2 separate regions of the Homo sapiens genome follow, and region 2 is linked to region 1. Evidence: read pairs that join two places in POLR2A ChIA-PET (ENCODE). Cell type or tissue: GM12878. All regions are shown on one strand. Links, peaks and the distances in the headings refer to the core of each region. The heading gives the core; the rest is flanking DNA. Region 1 overlaps MANEA (mannosidase endo-alpha). Region 2 has its middle 130 kb from the start of MANEA.

The links. Peaks named below come from ENCODE experiments on the same cell type or tissue, not always from the same donor. Only the 100,000 strongest peaks of a DNase experiment are listed, where the experiment ranks them.
Region 2: POLR2A ChIA-PET joins it to region 1 with 5 read pairs; 2 of 35 experiments call an interaction of 5 or more read pairs at or near these places.

What each region holds. Positions count from the first base shown.
Region 1 is chr6:95,584,866-95,589,279 of GRCh38, reverse strand. MANEA (mannosidase endo-alpha) reads right to left here. Exons shown (of 5, transcript NM_024641.4): 2 at 2,297-2,878. The coding sequence starts at 2,840. Among named protein-coding and RNA genes, the nearest start is that of MANEA, 9.5 kb to the right of the region's middle. In GM12878, for the core only: no CTCF peak of the experiment used is centred there; no DNase peak of the experiment used is centred there; H3K4me3 peaks cover 313 bases; H3K27ac peaks cover 411 bases.
Region 2 is chr6:95,700,751-95,705,164 of GRCh38, reverse strand. No RefSeq gene overlaps it. Among named protein-coding and RNA genes, the nearest start is that of MANEA, 130 kb to the right of the region's middle. In GM12878, for the core only: no CTCF peak of the experiment used is centred there; no DNase peak of the experiment used is centred there; H3K27me3 peaks cover 120 bases.

The DNA.
Region 1 (4,414 bases), core at 187-4,186:
CTTCAATCCAAAGAATGCCTGAGTCAGCATGCCAGCTCCATGGATTAAATTAGGGTTTTGAGTCAGTATTCCAACAGTCAAATTATTTTCTGCCTGGTAACAATGAGTATAATTCAATATTTAACTCATTAAGAAATTATTTCTTTATTTATAAATTGATTATGTCACTTTTATTATCAAGTTTATTTTTTAATTTTGTCTAGGAGAAAATCCATCAAAAAGTAAAATATTTGCATCCGTAGTGAAGCTGTCAACATTTAAAATTGAAATGACTGTATTACTGTCAATGTTTAGAAATAATTAATGTTCATATACATGATACAATACTAAAATATTATACAGGGAAAAAGGTCTTTATAAATATGAATAGGCATAAAAATGTTTACTGAAACTTTTCTTCCTGATCACAAACTATACCAAAAATAGTGTAACACATATATTTCTATTTAAAATTTATATTTACCACATATATTATTTATATATGTTTATGTATTACAAATATGTATTAATATTAGTTATATTTATAATGGAGGGGAAAAAACCCTCATTGTATACTATTCAAATTGCAAATGAAAATTAAAACTTTAAAGAACAACCATTTCCTCTGTCAATCTAGCATAGTTTTTTTAGCCATATCAAGACAGTCTTGAATAAAGACTTAAATGTGACACAAATTTTTTGTAAACAATAGAAAAAATATCATTTGAAAAGATTCTCCTCCCAAAAGCAAATTAGTAGAGACAGACACACACACATACATATTGACCACACAGAAGTCAATGCTGTCTTAACTGACCCAAGCTATTTTATGTCATAATACATACAGAACATAGAAACTAAATCTCTAACTATACTATAAAGTTAAATTTTATAAATACTTGAAAAAAGTTAGTCCATACAAGGAAAACAACTCATCTTGCACATATCTGATATAGATTCATAGAATTCTACATTGTTTTGTTCATCAAAGACTCTTGTGTTTCTCTAAATACATATCAGCTCCATGGTGAATCCATACCTTTATGTAGAGCTGGAAAAATGTAAGAATACCCAATTTCTTGTTCTAGCTCTACTGGTAGGGGCACTAAAAAGATAAATGAAACTGAAACTGGAAGGTTTTACAAAGACTATATTAACAAACTGAAGAATTTTCAGGCACCAAGTTATATTTTTTCTGTAATTCACCTGTGGGACAATATGACTCTATCTAAATATATGTAATTGGAGTGCCAGAAGGAAGGAGAAGAGAAAGGTGAGAAGCGGTGGGAACAACAATAAGAATCAGTTAAGTTAAAGGGGCGTATTGTAAAAAGGTACAGTTATAAATAAAACAAATGAATAACATAAGCCAGAAGAAAATATAAAACAGAATAATACGCATATGTAATGTAAGAGAAGGAAGAAAAAGAAGGAAAAAAAGAAACAGACGTGTGGGACAAATGGAAAATAAACAGAAAAATGGCAGATTTAAAATCATATCATTATTACATTAAACATAAATGAAATAAACAGACATTAAGACTGACAGAATAACTTTAAGAAACAGAAAAGCAGGACTAAATTACATGCTACATGCCTAAAATTTGAAAAAGCCCAAACACCTATCAACAGGTGAATATAAAAGCAAATTTGCCAAAATCAAACAATAGGAGACTTCTCATCAATAAAAATGACTAAGCTATTGATATAGTTAAGTGCAGTTCAAAATATTGTGCTGAGCAAAAGACATACACACATACAAATGCTGAATGACTCTATTTTCATAAAGTAATAGAACACTCACAACTATTCTCCAGTGATAGAAATCAGATCTGATAGAAATCAGATCCAGCTGATATGTATACAGTTTTCAGCGGTAGGGGAGAAGGTAGGCCTGAATAAAGGAATTATGATGAGACTTTTTGGGCTATAGAAATATTTTACTTCTTGATTGGGGTGGTATTCAAACAGGTATATACTTTTGAGTAACATCAATGAGCTATAAACTTAAAGTGGGAAATTCATTGTATTTTATGTAAATCATAATTTAATAAAATTGAGAAAGTGAATTAAATTAGAAATCAACAATATATCCAGAAATGCTCCAAAATGTAAAAATTAAACAATATACACTAAGGGCAGTGTTAAAATGTGGTTGCCTGGATGTTTAAGATCATACATACAGTTTAATTTGGAGGTATGAGCTTAACAATATAATTAATAATAATGAGAAAATTAACTAGTAAAGTTACACAAAAAATCATTTATATGCATATATACAGACACAAACACACATATATATATATACAATAATTACCAATTGAAGCTGAGCGCATTTGTCTCATGTGAGTTTCTATGACAGAAGGATCCCGAGAACTGTAACTTCCCAATTCAGGATAAAAGCTGGAGCCAATGTCATCTGGAGGGTTGTGTCTCCCTTGTGGATAATTCTTGGCTATTCTAGGGTCCCAATGCTCTAACACTGGATGATTCCAATGTATATATTTACCATCAAATTGTGGATTTCCATACCAACTGTAATAAAATACATGTAGATAATTGTTCAGAGGTGGTAGTTCATCCAAGTTAAGTTCAGAGGCTTTGGAAGGTTTCATAGTGATTTCAACACTTTTTAAATTCTTGGTATTTGTTTCACTGTTGATTCTGTCACTCTTTTGGAAATCAAAATTTTTCCCCAAATGAATAGTTCGTTGATGAAGTTCTGGAAGAAGGTCAAGTCCAAAAGGAGCTCCAAAAGTAGCTGTATTTGGTCTCAGCATTTTTAAACCCATCATCAGAGAGAAAATAAATAGAATAAAAAGTGCCAAAATGATGCAAGTCCTTCTCCGAAACTTTGCCATGATGACATACTTTAAACTCCAAAATAGTAAGTGTTTTGCTGCAATTTATTGAAAAAAGATAATTAGTAAGTGTTATCAACAGTATTTTCCAATATATTCAACACGAAAACTAAAATCCATAAATTTCATTACATTGAATAATTAATACTGATTTCATCACATATTGGTGAAATTAAGAAAGTGAAGACATTAATTATATCATCATATATAAATGTGTACAATAAGGGTCTATGGCTAGAATAAACGGCAATATTCATTTGGATATATCACCATGTACATGCCAATTACGTTTAGTCAGACGAACCTTTAGGAAATTTTATTTAAGAAATTAAAATATGTTTTTCATTACTTGAACAGATTACATGTATGCTGAATGTAGGAAGGGAACATTCTATGTATGTGAACTAAAATTCTGTTTAAAAATCATTTATTTATTTATTGTAGAGACAAGGTCTCACTATGTTGACCAGGCTGGTCTTGAACTCTTGGGCTCAAGCGATCCTCCTGTCTCAGCCTCCCACATTGCTAGGATTACAGGTATGAGTCACCACACACCTGGCCTGAACTAAAATTTTCTAAATCTAAGTGTAAAATTTACAAATCACAGTTAATAAAAAGGAAATACTTACTAGTGTATGAAAAACCCAGTCATTAAACAGATTTTCTAAAAAATTTTTAACTAACAATTTCATAAAAGGGAAAAATTACAAATTTTAAATAACATTTTGAAGTGAAATAGAATCAGACAAAATTTTTTAAATGACAGTAGAGAAAAAAAGAATAATCACAAGTAAGATATTCCCAATTTTTTCAAAAAATTCATTAGGCTGGGCATGATGGCTCATGCCTGTAATCCCAGCACTTTGGAAGGCTGAGGCAGGAAGATCACTTGAGTTCAGCAGTTTGAGACCAGCCTGGACAACCACGGGGAGACCCCATCCCTACACAAACTTTTAAAAAATTGGCTAGGCATGGTGGTGTGTGCCTGTAGTTCCCCAGCTACTCATGAGGCTGAGGCAGGTGGATTGCTTGAGCCCAGAAGGTCAAGGCTGCAGTGAGCCATGATTGTGCCACTGCACTCCAGCCTGGGTGACAGTGCAAGAAAACGTCTCCAAAAATAAAATTAACTTACGACTCTGAAAATCTTACTGAACAGAGGTTATAAACAGTAATTTATAACTTCTGAAAGGGTATTATATGTGTTTTTGTTTTAGTAAGTATGTTTATGGACATATATTAATGCAGTGCTTCTTGGCTGATTAAGAAAAGACATTATTGTTGTGTGTGTATATATATATATATATGAGTATAAGTATATAGGTACATATACACCATATGAATGAAATATTCAAGTCTTTTTATATACAGATTTCTTATTAGAAAGGTATTTGGCACAATGCTGACATTGACTGCTTTATAAAATGAGTTCTATGATACGGTGCTGTTATTATAGAGAATTAAGTTAAAAAAGACTTAACTCCAATAGAAAAGAAAGACAAGTGAAACTTCCTACAAACTGCTGCTTCTATTCTATCGGGGGAACCCATCCCCAATATTTCAACGTAGGTTCTTTC
Region 2 (4,414 bases), core at 299-4,298, 120 kb before region 1:
AATTTTTGCCAATCTGTAGGGGAAATGGTATCTCATTCTACTTTTCATTTCTTTGATAATGAGTAAAGGCCAAATATTTATTTTAATATTTACTAACAATTCACATTTCTAATTTTGCATTTGCTTATTCATGAATAGGAAGGCTGTCCTTTCCTTCTTTACTTGTAAGAACTTTGAACTGTGTGAGCATCAATGTCCTTACACCTATATTAAGGGTATTTTCTCAAATACATTGTTAATAATTTTAACTATAAGTTTTACCATACAAATATGACTAATTTTTATACTTTAAGATTCATCAGTCTTTCTATATATATTTTCTGACTCTGGGACAAATTCCTAGATGGACATTGTCTTTTGAATTTTATATACACTTTATATTCATGATCTACTTTTAGAAGCATAAAGAGAAAAAAGTAATAAGTGTGATGATCTAAGGTTATTAATTATTTTTCTTTTTAACATTTGAAACTTTCCTTTGCACCACATGCACTTTGCCCTACTCTGTCCTTCTGCCTGAAGAAGATTATAAGTTGTTACAAAAGGAATCAACGGGAAAGATTCAGCTTTTGACGTTGAAAAATGCGATTTGGAAGCAAGTCAATAACCTTGACAGTGATGGTAGTGTCATGAGAGAAGATTGTTAAATTCCTTTATCTCTGTTTTGCATGGCAAGAGCTAGGTTGTGTGGGCTAAGCCATAGAATTCCACATAGGAAGAGCAAACAGGGAAGCTGGGTCTTTTCTGACCCTAGGGAAACTAAAGGAGTAACAGATGAGAAGCAGAGGACAGAGAAATGACTAGCAGACAGATGTTCTGATTTCCGTTTTTTAGATCTTTTTTAGAAAGAGGCATTTATATTAGCATGTTATATGGCTTGGCTCTGTGTCCCCACGCAAATCTCATCTCAGACTGTAATTCCCGCATGTCAGAGGAGGGGCGTGGTGGAAGATGGTTGGATCATGGAGGCGGATTTCTCCCTTGCTGTTCTCCTGATAGTCAGTGAGTTCTCATGAGAGTTGATGGTTTGAAAGAGTGGCACTTCTCCCCTTTGCTCTCTCTCCTGCTGCCATGTAGGGTGTGCCTTGCTTCCCCTTCACTTTCTGCCATGACTGTGAGTTTCCTGAGGCCTCCCCAGCCATGTGGAACTGTGAGTCGATTAAATCTTTCTTCATAAATTACCCAGTCTCAGGTATTTCTTTATAGCTCTGTGAAAACGAACTAATACAGAGTGGAAAACAATAGGTCATTAGTTATTTGGAAAGCTGAGGGGCATGGTACCCATTACTCAGCAACAGATTTATCACAGTAACTTTGGTACTGTCCAGCAGAAGGAAGCATTTGAGTGTTCTCTAAAAATCCTTTGTTTATTTTATTTTATTTCATTTTATTTTATAGAACCAGAAACATGTCAGAGGCTTGCTGGAGTCCCTACTGTAGTACACCCTGGCTGGGATCAAAGACAGTAACACTCAGATTGCAGATGAGTTATATAAACAAATCCTTAGGTAGATCCAGGCTCATTAGGAACTGCCATGAGGACTGTTTCTAGAGCTGAGGGTGGACCCCAAGGTTAATAGACCACAGACTTAAGCATTAGAAGCCAGGGACACCTAAACATAAAACACACATAGGATTTACCTTTCAAATGACACATCAGCTGAGCTGGCATGAGGCCAGGTGGCTGGTCCACCCAACACAGTGCTTCCTACTACTAGATGTTTGTCTTATGGTGAGAATCAATGAGATGTGTTAAAAGAAAATGTTTAGGCAAGCTCAATTTAATAGAGTTTAATTAAGCAAAGGACAATTTGTGAATTGGGCAGCCCTCAGAACCAGACTAGGTTCAGAGTGATTCCAGGGCTGCTACATGGTTGGATAACATATATGGACAGAAAAAGGAAAATAGCATATAGAAAATGGAACTAAGGTACAGAAACAACTGGACTGGTTAGAGCTGGGCATTTGCCTTACTTGAACCTGTTTTGAACAGGTGGGCACCTGTGGGTGATTGAAGTTTGCATGCTGTGGTGGGCTAAGACTGGGCTATTTGTCACACAAATAGGTTACCATCTATTTACACATCAAATTAAGTTACAGTTCACTATGTACAAAGAAACTTTTAGGCCAAATTGAAAATATGTATGAAGGCAGCTCTACAACAAATTTAATTAAACAGTCTATCTGAAACATGGTTTAATATTATGATCAATCCAGGCTTTAAACTGGACAAGATATTTAGTTGATCTTTCTCCTACCAACCAATGAATGGTTTCTCATGAAAGAGACCAGAGCTGCTAATGAGAAATAAAGGGAACAGGTAATTTTTTCTTTGTACCAAAGTTGTAGAGAGTTAATATGCAATCCAACTAACTATCTTTTTAAAAGATACTGGACCATCAAAATGCAGAAATAGGTTTTAAGAAAATGAGTAAAAGTATTTTTGAGTGTGTGTATTTCTAAAGATGCAGTAAACATTCAAGACTTTCCAGTTTCACTTTAGCTTAGTTATGTGGGAAAGGATAAATGACCAATCCACATTTTTGTTTTATTCACATACTTCACCTCATAAAACATAGGCACGGAGAAAGAGAGAATTTTCACTGCTCAACTAATATGAATCATTACTAATCTTGTTTTCTGTTGTAGGAAACTCTCAAATGCCAAAATCACAATGAGTTATGAGAGAGAAAAATCTGTGCATTCCTATTCATAGAGAATACACATATTTTTTAACAAATAGATTTTCCTTTAATCTGTCTCTGTAACTTAAGTCTTCCAATTTAAAAAAAAATCAATATATAGGAAATAAATACAATATGTCAACACATATAATCTGGATTATATGCAATTGTTTTGCATATATGTAAGAATCTTTACTGAACCAAATACAGGTAACAATTCTGACATTAACATAATTTGTTCTTGGTTTTAAATTTCAAAAAAAGTCAGTATGCAGTCTTTCCCCATTGAACTGTGAAAAGTGAGGATGGTTAGAATGAGAAAATGCCCTATAGGTAAATTGTCTGTGATCTTTGATTTTTTGGCTTGCCTCTTATAACTCCATAAGGAAAACACCTGTGTAATTGCTTTTCATTAAATAATATGGGTCAATAAGATGGGCTCTTATTTAAGTATACCTTGCATACTTACTGGGTATGCAAGCAGTCTTATTAATTTGTTTTGGGAATGTACTTCTGATTATTCTGGTTACATCTGCCATAGTTGTAGGCCATTCTAAACGATACACAAGATGAGGTACTCTGATTTCTGCCATCACAAGATTCACACTGGAACTTAAAACACACAGGAGCAATAATGTGGGGTTTAAACAACTCCAATTGTTTCAAGATTACTTTTTACAGACTAGGGGTGATAGCTTGACCTTTTTATTCAATTTAATGGTAGTAATTTTTTATCATTTGCTTTATCCTAGGAAGTCCTAAAGGATAGCAGTGTCATATGAACCTGAATAGTTTTTTCAGCCCTAAAGGGGAATTAGCTAGGCTCATCAACCCTGTGGGCAACAACGCAACCTCTAAGAAAGAGATTTATTGATTGAAAAGATAATTCACCAGCCCTTTCATATAAAGGGTTTTTTCAACAACTACAGCAGAAAGGTTCAAAGGCCAGTAGCTTATATTTTATGCTGCCAAACTGCAACTTAAATGAACTCTCATTTTGATTTTACCAGTTTTTTCTCTAATTTTCTCTTTTACTTTGAGGAGAGATTAGTGAAAAAATAAGAATACTAAAAATAACAGCCAATATATGATAAATACTATATTTCAAAGATGGCAGAATTGAAATACATTCAAAATTTGTATTTAATATTTGCCCAATTCAGATATCAGAACCAATGCTTCTACTTTTAATTTCTTTCTGTAATCTACTATGTGGTATTGCTCTATAGGCAGTGCTGGATTTTCTTCCTCAGTCAATCTAAAGCATGAATTCAATAGATTGAATTATTACTCTAAGTAGGTACAGTAGTATTTATTTTAAAAGTAATAAAAGGGAAACGCTTAGATATTTAGGCATAAATAGATACTTCAATAGTCAATGAAGTATTACCTAGAGTAATTGATCTCCAGTAATTATAATTTTTGCACAGTGTGCATGCCAATCTCACACAAATTTGACCAGTCATCCAAATGTTCACTTATTACCTAACTTATATTCTTTTAAAAAAGATGATAACTACTTCAAAGTGTAGCTCTCTCTACTGTAAAATGCAAAATTAACCAGTTCATTTCAGACTTTGATTTTAGATAGCTTAATTATGCTGTTTCCATCACCATGAAGAAACCACTGCTAATACTTTTCTTCCACAGTTATTATTACAAATGAGCATAAGTTTGTAGTTTTATGAAAATTAGCAAAAGTACAAACTAATAGAGTTGTGTTTCTCCTC